4 separate regions of the Homo sapiens genome follow, and all the other regions are linked to region 2. A link is a contact called in ENCODE Hi-C data. All regions are on one chromosome and are shown on one strand. Each heading gives the region's core, a stretch centred on a gene start or an enhancer-like site at or near the end of the contact. The rest is flanking DNA. Distances are from core to core; before and after follow the strand shown.

What was found. Hi-C counts contacts between places; a loop is a spot of excess contacts on that map. Pooled maps may share reads with other maps.
Region 1: a pooled map shows a loop between it and region 2 (14-fold over the local background). The contact joins the promoter of ZFP30 here to the promoter of ZNF180 in region 2. A Hi-C loop is called at or near these places in 6 of 50 pooled maps.
Region 3: a pooled map shows a loop between it and region 2 (8-fold over the local background). The contact joins the promoter of ZNF793 here to the promoter of ZNF180 in region 2. A Hi-C loop is called at or near these places in 3 of 50 pooled maps.
Region 4: a pooled map shows a loop between it and region 2 (9-fold over the local background). The contact joins the promoter of ZNF607 here to the promoter of ZNF180 in region 2. A Hi-C loop is called at or near these places in 3 of 50 pooled maps.

Annotation. Positions count from the first base shown.
Region 1 is chr19:37,653,782-37,656,752 of GRCh38, forward strand. It overlaps ZFP30 (ZFP30 zinc finger protein), which reads right to left and starts at 1,684. Exons shown (of 6, transcript NM_001320669.3): 1 at 1,639-1,684; 2 at 931-1,098. RefSeq lists a silencer at 1,640-1,829 and enhancers at 1,853-2,840, 2,240-2,289.
Region 2 is chr19:44,499,064-44,502,074 of GRCh38, forward strand. ZNF180 (zinc finger protein 180) reads right to left here and starts at 1,459. Exons shown (of 5, transcript NM_001278509.3): 1 at 1,212-1,459. RefSeq lists enhancers at 729-1,227, 1,215-1,264, 1,228-1,728, 1,275-1,334, 1,345-1,554 and 2 more.
Region 3 is chr19:37,505,605-37,508,544 of GRCh38, forward strand. It overlaps ZNF793 (zinc finger protein 793), which reads left to right and starts at 1,335. Exons shown (of 8, transcript NM_001013659.3): 1 at 1,335-1,362; 2 at 2,661-2,799. It overlaps ZNF793-AS1 (ZNF793 antisense RNA 1), which reads right to left and starts at 1,483. Exons shown (of 3, transcript NR_110723.1): 1 at 1,235-1,483; 2 at 242-436. RefSeq lists enhancers at 253-1,044, 1,045-1,836, 1,402-1,551.
Region 4 is chr19:37,718,506-37,721,356 of GRCh38, forward strand. It overlaps ZNF607 (zinc finger protein 607), which reads right to left and starts at 1,256. Exons shown (of 5, transcript NM_032689.5): 1 at 764-1,256. RefSeq lists silencers at 758-847, 908-1,017.

The DNA of each region.
Region 1 (2,971 bases), core at 434-2,933, 6.8 Mb before region 2:
TTAACCATTTACAAATACATACAACAATTCTGTATATAATCTTAAAATATCTTTGTTGCCCTGAAAGCTCATAAACAGAGTCCAAGGACTTATGTTACCAATCCCTGTTCTGGTCCACTGCAGGGTCTGGCTCATTTTCCTGCTTGCAAGCATCCATCATAATTACCTTCACATTTGCATTGGTCTTGGAAATACACAAAGCTGATAGGAAATGACTGAGCATCATCATTTTAATACCAGTAGCTAGTATGAATTAAGGACTCACTATGTGCCAGGCACTCTCCTAAGAGCTTCACAAATATTAATTCATGTAATCTTCAAAACAACACCGTAAAGTATACACTATTACAATTCTGAGGAAATTGAAGCACAGATTGCTTAAACTCGTTCAGATTTAAGTGGCAGTCAGGATTCAATTCCACTTAATCTAGGCTCGAAATTCTTAACCACTACACTACACCTCCCTCAGTCGATCCAAGATATACCCAAAATAAACTCATGCTGCCAGACCTCAAACCACATCTGGCTGGTACCAAAAACTTCCACTCATGAATTTCCTGGAAAAAAAGAAATCTCCACTCCTACCCCAGAACCATTAAACATATCTAAACCCTAAAAAACAAATAAAAACAAAGTATGAACATTAATCTCCAGCACGGGTATTTCCATATCATCAAGATCCTTAGAAAAACAGCGCTCACAGAGTAATTGAATTTGCAGCCTACAGTTAACTAACCATGTGTCTAACTATAGAACAGCATGAAGTGGGCACTAACAACGGGAAATCTATTAATTAGGTCCCCTGCCGTTAACTAGGTAGGGAAATCCTAAGGCCCAAATCAATGAATAAATAGATCATTCCTAAGCAGGATTTTAAACGGAAGGAACTCGAATGCATTTCACAGAAACAAAGCAGCAGCACGAACTCACAGGGAACCGGCTTTTAGAAGAGCAGCAGCGATTCGTTTCTCCTTCTCAAGCGCCTTCTCTGGAAACTGGCAGGGCTGGGGAAGCAGGCAGAGTTCAGGACACCCCAGGCTTTTCTTGACTCGATTGGAACCCACCCTCCACGCTTCCCTGGCCCCAACTAACCGCCACCTGCATGCACAAATGGAAACGACAGGGCAGAGGGTCAGCAGTCACCCGCGTCTGGGTTCGCAGCTCCGGGTACGCTGTAGTTCCGCACCCGGTTGCCCACGCCCGGGACCACCCACTGTGTCTTTTCGGAACTGTCCAGCGTGTCCTCCTAGACCCCAGACACCCACCCCAAATCTAGGTCCCAGCGTTTTGCAGGGGACCTTCATCCTGGGGCGTTCACCTCTGACTTCCCTCTTGGGCCTTTTCGCTACGGCCGAGCCTAAGTGGCTGAAGCGCGGACGAGGATGCGCGGGGCCTCGGTCTCCAACTGCACCACAGGCCGCACCCACGAACCTGGTCCGGCACAGTTACTACCGCCCGGGCCTCCAGGCCTCAGGGCTGCAGAAGCTCAGTCCCGGGAAAAAAAGCACACCGGCCTGAGGCTCCACAGGAACCTTTTCTCCACCTTGGCCCGGCCTGCAAAACCTGGCCCACTCCGCGCTCTTTTCCCTCAGAAAAGCAGCGGCCACAGTGGCGCCCGGCTCCCAGCCCCAGCCTCACCCGACTCAGAGGATAGCCCAGCCCTGGGAGTCAGCGGCGCCAGAATACGGGAGAGCGCCTGTCTCCGTCGCGAATGCGCTAGCGCGCGGGGGGGCGGAGGCAAGTCCCGCAGCTGCTCCGGGCCGGGAGGGGCGCGTGGGGCCGGGTCTCGGCGGGGATAGTCGGGCCGGGGAGACGGAGCCAGAGGGGCCGCAGTGTCCCTCGCCTCAGGCCTCTACCTGTAATGGCCGCCCCGTGACTGACCAGTGCCATTAAAGATAATCCAGGCCTGCTCCCCTGTGGACACTGCGGTCCAAAATTTAAAAAAACAATATTCCGCCTTTTTATTTTTCATTTGGTTCTCGGCTCGGAGACAGGCGGAGGCTGCGAGCCCCGCCCCGCCCCCAGCGACGCCTCACCGGAACCTTTGGAAATCGGCTTCTGCCTCGAGTGCGCAAGCGCGCGGGGGGCGAACGCTGGGGCCCTTCAGGGAGCAAGGGAGAAGTGTGGGGCCGCACCTGCCGAGGGGTCGGGAGGTTTGGAGGAGGGTGGAGGTTGGCTACAGGATCCCGATGGGGATGGAGTGTTCAAATCTAGGCCTGTAGCCGTGACCCTGGCGTGAGTTGGATGGAGGAAACCCCAGTATCGCGAGCCTGGACCAAGGCGCGGCGCGTGCTGCCTGTGGTGTTTGCTGAGTGACGGCCGCCGCGCCCCCGCGTACCTGGACCGAGTGCCTGGCCGCTGGCGGAGTAGTGTTTCCGTGCACGGGGCTGCTGCGTGCGCGTGTGCCGTTCTCTAGCGGGGGATTAGGATGGTGCCGCAGAGAAGGCTGCGCGGTGGTGCCTGACTCTGACGCTGGCTGTAGCGGGTCTCTGGGGTCTTTGCGGTTTGTGTCTGCGTTTGTGACGTACCTGACATCGGATCTGTGACTGTGGCTCTGCCTCATCCAGCGTTATTTCCAGAATCCTTCTGATAGGGCAGCGCTTCTGGTTCTGGTTTTCCATGGAGACGGTTTGTGGGTCCCTATGAAACTGAGTGTTGGGATTTTGATTATCTGCATCTGGCCCTTGTGTGCCCTCAGGACTGTGGTGTTAGGCAAGTAAAATAATTGCAGGAAAAAAAATTGGAAAGGAATAAGGTTGCTATTACTTCCAAATGATGGAATTGTAGGACTGTGTCAGAAAATTGAATAGGACACCATGAAACGGGAGGGAGAGGCATTTTATTTTCTTCCATACCTGGTCTTGGAATATTCTAACAAATGAGATTTGTTTTTTCCCCTTTGTTCCTGGATGAACTCTTGGATAAATTCAATGTCTCCAAGCATTCTTGGATAGTAAGTTTCTTTGATCTT
Region 2 (3,011 bases), core at 209-2,708:
TGTAGGTTCTGGGGTCAACTGCCCCACTATTTGCCCGCAGCCAGGACACTACAACAACTAAACAGTAGCTTGAGCATACAGCTCCATAATCAGCCCCAGGACTTGGGCACTCGCCAGCGTGGGGGTTCTCGAGCCTACGATACAGCAGCTCAATGGGAACTGGGCCCTTTGTCCTTCTCTTGCCCAATCATGACGGCCTGGGTGTTGTGCAGTCAGCTCTTCCCGGGACCAAATCTGCAGCACAGGCTCTGTCCCTCTACTAACCTGCACATTCTCACGCCTGCAAATAGCGTACCCAAGTAAAGGTCTCAGCAACACCTGCTTCATAACGATGCTGGCAACATACTGCTTCCTCCCCAGCTACCAATTTGATGGCAGCTGTTGCAGCTCTGTCCTTCCTGGACTTAAATTCTGTATCTCCAACCCGGAGTCTCTGCCCATCTTGAATGCTCTAGAGCTCTGCACTATCCTACATAGGTCCCTACTATCAGTTCAAGTTTCTGTTTTCCATTCAGACACCCCCAGGACGTGCAGGGGGCCCTCTGCCCAGAACCTGTTTCTAGGCCCTGATACCCTCCTTCAGCCTGGGAGTTTGCTGCCCATGGGTAATTCCCACCAAGGGTTCACTAGCAACACTGCCTCTTCTGGCACAAGAATCTGCAACTCCAATCTGGTCTCTCCACCAACCACAGCGCCCCCAGACCTTGGAGAAGCGCGTTGTCTGCTCTAGGGGCCCAGAGCCACCTGCTCGGAATCTTACCTACAACCTTTTGCTTCCTACCCAAATACCTGATCAAGAGTAAAGGGACAGTGGCACAGCCCCTCCTCTCCAGAAACCACAATCTGCAATGGAGCACTCCATCAACCCGGACATCCTCAGGCCTCCACTAAATAAGCCCGGCATTGGAGGAGGGGAGTTCTCAAGATGTCCCCTTACATCAATGCATGTGCCCTGTGTTCCAGCAACCTGGGCATCCTCAGGCCCCAGACAAGAGCACCACCTGACCAAGCACCCGCGCATGCACGCAGAGGACAGTCGCGGAATATACAGCTGTATCAGTAACTCCATCAACCCCGGTGACCCGAGGCTAAAGCGCCACCCGCACAGATACCAGGTCTCCCCGCTACACTCACCACCGCTTCCAGCTTCCCGCGTAGACCCTGCGCATGCGCGCATCGGACACCAAGCGCTGCCCCACGCCCCTACCAACCTGGGCGTCCGCTGGCCCGCAGCCCAGGCTGGGCCTGTCACCGCCTCAGTGCCTAGCACGGCTCTGCGGCAGGACGAACTCGGGTTAGGCAACCCCCTGCCCCGATTCTGCAACACGGCCGACTCGGGTTAAGCTAGTTCGGTCCCCTCTCCTAGTCAGCATCCGCAAGGCCGCTGGGGGTTAAGTCTGAAGGGCCGAGCTGCTCGGCGACAGCAAGCGTCCGCGCGCGGGACAATGGCTGCTCTTGTGGCCGAACCCGGAAGTGCACTTGGGCTCGGAGAGCCAGAACTACAATTCCCAGAAGCCTCCGCGGCGCGGACGGTCAGTAGGCGGGGTTCCGGCTTCTCCAAGGAAGTGGGGCGGGGGACCGGGCCAGAAGCTAAGAGGGCGTCCTCGTCCGGGGCCCGGGGGGGCGCCACACCTGTGCATGTGCAGGTCTAGGGGGAGCACTAAGACCAGCCGCGGCGCCGGGAGGCCGAGGCCAGTGCAGCGACGCATGGGGAGTCGCTCTGGCGTGACGTCAGAATCCAATAGAAATGGCGGGGACCCTTTCTGGGTGCCCCCTGCCTGTCAGACGCTGCGCGCGACCCCTTGTCTCCTCTAGTCCTAGGGGAAACCTGTGAGACAGTTGCGACATCCCCATTTTACAGTGGAGGGAGCGTCTACCGAACCCTTCAGGAATCTATGTTTTTACATTTAATAATACTAAAATATAATCATTTTATTTTTAAATTTTGAGTTCTTTCTCTGCCTATAAGGCCTGAAGGATCTGTTCCCCCCACCTCTCCCCTTTTCTCTGTTTTTGTTTTGTTTTGTTTTGTTGTTTTGAGACGGAATTTCGCTCTTGTCGCCCAGGCTGGAGGGCAATAGCGCGATCTCGGCTCACTGCAACCTCCACCTCCCGGATTCAAGCGATTCTCCTGCCTCAGCCTCCTGAATAGCTGGGATTACAGGCGCCAGCCACCACGCCCGGCTAATTTTTGTATTTTTAGTAGAGACGGGGTTTCACCACGTTGGCCAGGTTAGTCTCCAACTCCTGACCTCAGGTGATCCGCCCTCGGCCTCCCAAAGTGCTGGGATTACAGGCGTAGTCCCCTTTTCTCTTTGCCCTCATTTCTTGCCCATTTGCTTGGCACATTTTCCCCATTCTCCAACAGATCCAGCAGACTCCAGCCCCTGGTCGTTTGCAGGTGCTCTTTGCACTCCCTAGCAGCCTCTCCTGAGGGATTCATTTGGCTCTCACCGTCTGGTAATTAGGGGAATATCATCTTCTCATGAGGCATTGCCCCACCACCCGTTGTGAACTTGCAAGCAAACGCTTCCCTCCCCACATGCTCTGTGCCTCCCCCTTCATCTTTTATTTTTTTCTCTAAAGAACTTTTCACTATCTAGCACACTATATATTTTAATTATTTATTTGGTCTACTGTCCGACCTACCACTACGATGTCAATTCCATAAGGAAAAGCATTTTATCGATGTTGATCACTGCTGCATCCCCAACACCTAAAAAAAAAAAAAAGAGAGAGACCTGGCACATAATAGATGCTCAATAAATATTCGTTGGCTAAATAAAGGTTCCTGTCTCTGTATTAAACACTTTAATATTTCATTACCAAGCCCAATCAGCCTATGAGGTAGTTGTGTTAATTTTCATCCTACCAGGGAGGTAGCTGAAAATTGGAGCCCTGCTGTATGAAAATACATAATTTTTTAGTTTTTAAAATGCTTGTCAAAGCACTCCTGTAGTTTTCTTCACGTAAATTCTGACCTTTAAAAACAATGAATTATTACTATTTGA
Region 3 (2,940 bases), core at 85-2,584, 7.0 Mb before region 2:
TATTTAATCTCAGCAGTGACATCTATCACTGCTACTGCATTCTATTAGTCTCACAGTCCAACCCTGGTACAATGTGGGAGGGAACTACATAAGAGTGTGAATAGTAGGAGGTAGGAATCATTGGGAAACATTTTGAGGTCAGTTATTGTATCAGTTGCTAGGATGACCAGTTGGAATTAGGATTTTTTTAAAAAGCCATTTTCATAAGACAAGGCAATCTTTTCTAGAGATGTTCCAATACCTGTGATATGCGGAGCACTGCGCTAGGTGGTATTCAAGGCAGGCCTGTAGTGAATGCTGTTGGACCCAGCCACCACCCCTGAGCAATCATATGCAGACCGCTGGCTTCTTAACTGCAGACACCTACAGACTCAGCCTAAGACTTTCCCACGAGGCAGGCTCGAAGTGCTGGAGCTTTAACACCTCTGGAGTGGCCCTAAAACAATTAGGAAGAGAGATGGTGTAGACATATGTAAGCTTCATCGGCCTGGTGGTTGTGAAAACTTGGAAGTGGTTTCTACACAATCCCCCAGAGGTCCCAAGCTGACTGAGCCCTCATTGATCCAGAGCTAATCTGCTCACCTATGCACTGTATATTCGTTCCCATCGCTCCCGTCTCACTTCTCCATCCCCCACCTACCAAATAAACTGCTTGCACTCATTCTTTCCTCAGGTCGGCTTCTCGGGCAAGCCTCCTTAGGTAAAAACCTTGCTTTCAACATTTCCTTTCCATTATGCGCTAAGAACTCTGATCTCTTCCCGCTGCGGCAGCCCCGCCCTTTCCTTGCGGCTCCGCCCTTTCCGTGAAGTCACGCCCGTCCTTAGGCTGTCTCTGTCTCCCTAAGAGCGAGTCTCTTCGCTGCTCTCTAACTCCTAGAGCTGGCTCAGAAAGAGTTTCACATTGCCATAGGGGAGCTCCTAGGAGAGGCTGCACCCATTGCACGTAAGAAGCGGTAAAAATGTACGCGGCCATCTTACCAGGCTGCCGGAGACAAAGAAAGCTCAGCTTTGATGTCTGGGCGCCACCATGTTGGCCACAGGAGGTTTTGGCATCTGAGATGCTGAGTTAAGAGCAGAGACGACATCTCTGTTTAGGGATCCAGGGACACTTCCTTCTCCTTGTCCTAAAATAGCCTTATCTTTTGGTCTAGCAAAGGGCTTAATCATCCGTTTTACGGCACAGTTTTAAACATGGCCGCCCCAGGTAGGAGTCAAGTGGGCGTCGCCATCATACCTCCAATTACAGCTTTGAGAAACCCAGAATCCTGTTCACTGGAAGGTTGCCGGGTGGCGGCTGACAGCCTCAAAGTCGCAATTGAGTCTGCGCACCGGCCATTCAGGATGGGACGACCTTATACCGCGGTGAGGCGGCGTGGCAGGACGACCAATTTCAGATTCAGGGCGCGGATGCAGCATAAATGGGAAGGCACGGTTTGAGAAACGGTCAAACCTGGGACTAGTGGAGGATAGTGAGCTGCCGACTACGGTGGCCGACTGGGTCAGCTATGGGTGCCCGTGAGGGTCAATGACAAGGGAACTGAAGGGTTAAGAGATTCGGCGTCTGAGCCTCGCGGGGCCTCAGTGGTGGCGGACAGAGGTTTGCGGGAGTCAGTGGCACGGTCTCTGAAGAAGATGGATTGGGAGTGTGTGGGAATCAATAAATGCGAGTTCTGTGAAATGTCTTGATTTTCAGGGTGCATGGGGTCAGTAATAGTGGTCTTCATGGGTCTGGGGTCAGTTGGGATTTTTCAGACACTGGTTTAGAGATCTTTAAGGTTAATGATCGGAGCCCGAGAGGATCAGTGATCGGAGGTTCTAAGTTCTGTGGGCAGTAATAGTTTGGGTACTGGAATTGGTGATTGTGGAAACTTTGGGGTTCAAATGAGGGAGGTCAGTGGTGATGAATGTTTGGAGAAATGTTTTGGGCCATCGGTGATTGAGACTTACTTCATATCATCGGTGGAGGATCGGAGAGTATTAACGATTGGACTTTTGTAGATCAGGGAATGGAGAATAGAGTCAAGTGTGCTTATCTTAAAGGTACGCCTCAATGAGGCTCAGTGATTCGGACTGTCACTTGTGGGTGGGAGTGGGACTGTGAGAATCAACAATTGATCCTCAGTCGTTGGGATATCATTGGCAATCAGTGTGGATTCATGATTGGGGGCTGTGTAATTTCACTGGCAATCAGATCGGATCGGTGTTCTTTGTAGTTACTGACCTGTAGTCTCTCCTGGTCAGATTTGAACATAGGGGAATATCAGTGACTATGAAAACCTCTGAGGGTTGGAGATTGGAGGCCAGTGATTGGGGGCACTATGCGTGTCTGATTAGGAGACTTATAGGGGTTGGTGTTGAGGGTCCTGAAATGTGGAGATTGGGGATGGGAAAATCACAGATTTGAGGCTGCAAGCCTGCATAGCGGGAACACATTTCACTCAGGTGACACTCCCTAGCTGAATAGCAGCCAGTTCCTCTCCACCAAGGCCCATCTGAAAACTCTTTTTTGAACCCACACCCTTTTTATTGTTCTCTACAATAATGAAAATAATTTGAAAGGATCGCGTGCTAAACTTATCTAAAGTAACATGTTACTAAAGACGTGGCTTCTATTCTTGTTAGGGATCTAATGCATATTTTTTCCTAATGTTTCCTTTAAGGCTCTTTCTGGCAAAGGTAATGACATACGCATCTGTGCCAGCATCCCAAGAGTGAGGCTGGTTTCTGGAAATCCATTCTGACTCTGTGACAGCGGGGATGGATGTGACCTTGCCCGTGGTTAGAAAACAAATTTACTGAGTAAGTATCTAAAATGATAATGTAGGCTGTGTGCAGTGGTTCATGCCTGTAATCCCAGCACTTTGGGAGGCTGAGGTGGGTGGATCATTTGAAGTCAGGAATTACTAGCCTGGTCAACATGGTGAAACCCTGCCTCTACTA
Region 4 (2,851 bases), core at 6-2,505, 6.8 Mb before region 2:
TCCAAGAACCGGGAGGTGGGGGCGGAGTAACAACCCTTTTCAGGAGGGAATCCTACACTCGAAACTGACAAACCCTGCCAGACCAAATTTTAGTCAGGCTACTACACCTTCAGCTAGGCCCATCTGTACACTTCACTGTAAAATCTGGCTATAGCAAAGAACTATTCTAAGTCAGTTTAGCAAGACCCTTTCGCCTCCGTATCTTCATCCTCCACCGTCCCCCAGGTCTCTCTCTCCAGAAATAATCCTGTTAGGTGCGTTTAGTCAGAATCTTCCTTAACCCAGACATTTCCTCTTAGTAATTTCTCATCCAGTGATCCCTAACCTTCTTGGCTATAAATTCCCACTTGTTCATGCTGAATTCGGAGTTGAGCCCAATGTCTGTTACCCACTGCAAAATCTCACAGCCGGGATCCCAATACCTACCACCATGGTCCTGAATAAAGGGTTCTTTGCATGCTTTAACAAGTGTCACTGAATACTTTTTTATTTAACAGAATCTATCATACCTTTCTTAAGGGCAATTACTCTTCTAAGCTTCTCATCCTATCTGTTTCTTCTCACTGGAAATCTTCATCTAAGACTCAGTATCTGATTTCCCATTGGGACCATTTCTCTGTTGTAGTCGTACTAGGCTGAGGAAGGCACAGGAAGCAGCAGGGAACCTGGAGCCAAGGGTCAATAGACCCCACAGAGCCCAGCGAAGCACGCTTTACAAAGGACACACACGGCATGTACAGGTCACACAAGGTCGACTACGCACCCCTCACAGTCCCGCAACTGCACCCACGTCACACAGGCAAGCCGGTCCTGTCGCCGCTGCGCGGTCTCTCACGCTCCCCGCCTGTCTCCTAGAGACGGGCCCCTCCTCCGCAGCTCCAGCACCCTAGGGCCTGAGGAGGCGGGAGACTCGCCCGGCCCGCCTGGGGGCCTCCGCGCTCTGAGCGCCTCCTGCAGCCCCACTCTCACCGCCACGCAGGGTACCACGCGGGCGGCGGGCTGGGGCTGCAGAGGCTCCCGCAGTGACCTGCGCCGCCTTCTTCAGGTGGAACCAAAAGGTCCCGGAACCGGAGCCAGGGGTCCAAGTTTTCTCCGTTGCCTTTGTAATATGTAGTCCAAGCCAGAACAGTCAGGACCGCAGGTACCGGTGAGAAATGGAGTCCAGAATCCTAAAAACCTACGAGAAATACGGCAGCGACCACTTGGACCGCGCCTCCCACCCACCGCTCGAGCCCCGGAGACTTCTGGGAGTGGCCGCCTTGCCTCGAGTGCGCATGCGCAGATCGGCCACTACTGGGCCCCTGGCCTGAGGCTTAGGGTGGAGTTAGTGCGTTCTTAGGGCCAGTAGGAGGCGAGTCTGAGTAGAAACTGATCCAGGTAGCCTCGGAAGGGATCACCTGCTGGATGGGTGTGAGCTCCTCAGGGTGGGGCGCCGAAACCCTCATGGCTCCTGAGGTAGAGCCGGCCTCCTTGGTAACACATGGGACTGGGACTTTTAATACCACCCGACAGGCCCAGCTTGTCTCGTCAAGCGCTAAGTAAATGGACTCACGTCCTATATGAGGGTTTGAAGTTCCATCACATTCTTCAATACATGACATTATGTTCTTCATCTTTGGACACGAATATATTTGACTAAAAATTTGACTAAAAAATCATCTGAAGAAATAACTGCTAAATAGTTTTATTATTTTTGTTCTGGAATAGGCTTCTTGAAGATAAAATAAGAAATTTAAAAAATTTTTTTGATCCTTCATGTAATACTTTGTAAATCTTCATAGTTATTTAGAAGCATCCAAAATTTCCAAATGGTAAAAAACGAATAAGAAAAATTTTTAGGTAAGTAAATTTGGGGGAAATATTTACAACAGCTAAAACGGACAAATATTTAATAGTCCGAATTTCCTGTTTCTTTGGCTTAATAAAATATTGATGAATACAGGCTGGGCACGGTGGCTCACGCCTTTAATCCCAGCATTTTCGGAGGCCAAGGCAGGAGGATCAGTTGAGGCCAGAAGTTCAAAACCAGCCTAAGAAACATAGTGAGACACCCCTCTCCTCCTCCCAAACTCTACCAAAAATGAAAGTTAGCCTGGTGTGGTGGCACACGCCTGTGGGCCCAGCTATTCCAAAGACAAAGGTAGGAGGATCAGTTGAGCCCGGAAGTTCAGGCTTCAGTGAGGTATGATGGTGTCACCGCACTCTGGCCTGAGCAACAGAGCAAGACCTTGTCTCAAAAAATAAATAAGTAAAATTAATTTAAAAATAAAAAATATTTGTCTATACCCTAAGAGGAAAAGGAACAAAACTAAAAAATCACCATTCAAAAATACAAATAGTCAAGGAAAAAAAACTATTAAAGTTACAATTTAAGAACTTATTGATCACTTTTTCTTCTCTTAATTAGTTCTTGGATTTGTTGCTCCTGAATCTCCTGAATAATCTCTCAGAAATACCACACATAGATCAATGGATTAAATTGACTCCACATATTATTTTCTTTTTCTTTTTTCTCTTTTTGAGACGGAGTTTTGCTCTAGTTGCCCAGGCTGGAGTGCAATGGCACGATCTTGGCTCACTGCAACCTCCACCTCCCAGGTTCAAGCGATTTTCCTGCCTCAGCCTCCTGAGTAGCTGGAATTACAGGCATGCATCACCATGCCCAGCTAATTTTGTATTTTTAGTAGAGACAGGGTTTTACCATGTTGGTCAGGCTGGTCTCGAACTCCCAACCTCAGATGATCTGCCCGCCTTGGCCTCCCAAAGTGCTGGGATTATAGGCATGAGCTACTGCGCCCGGCTCCACATACTATTTTCAACAAGGATACCAAGGCATTTTAAGGAAGGGAAG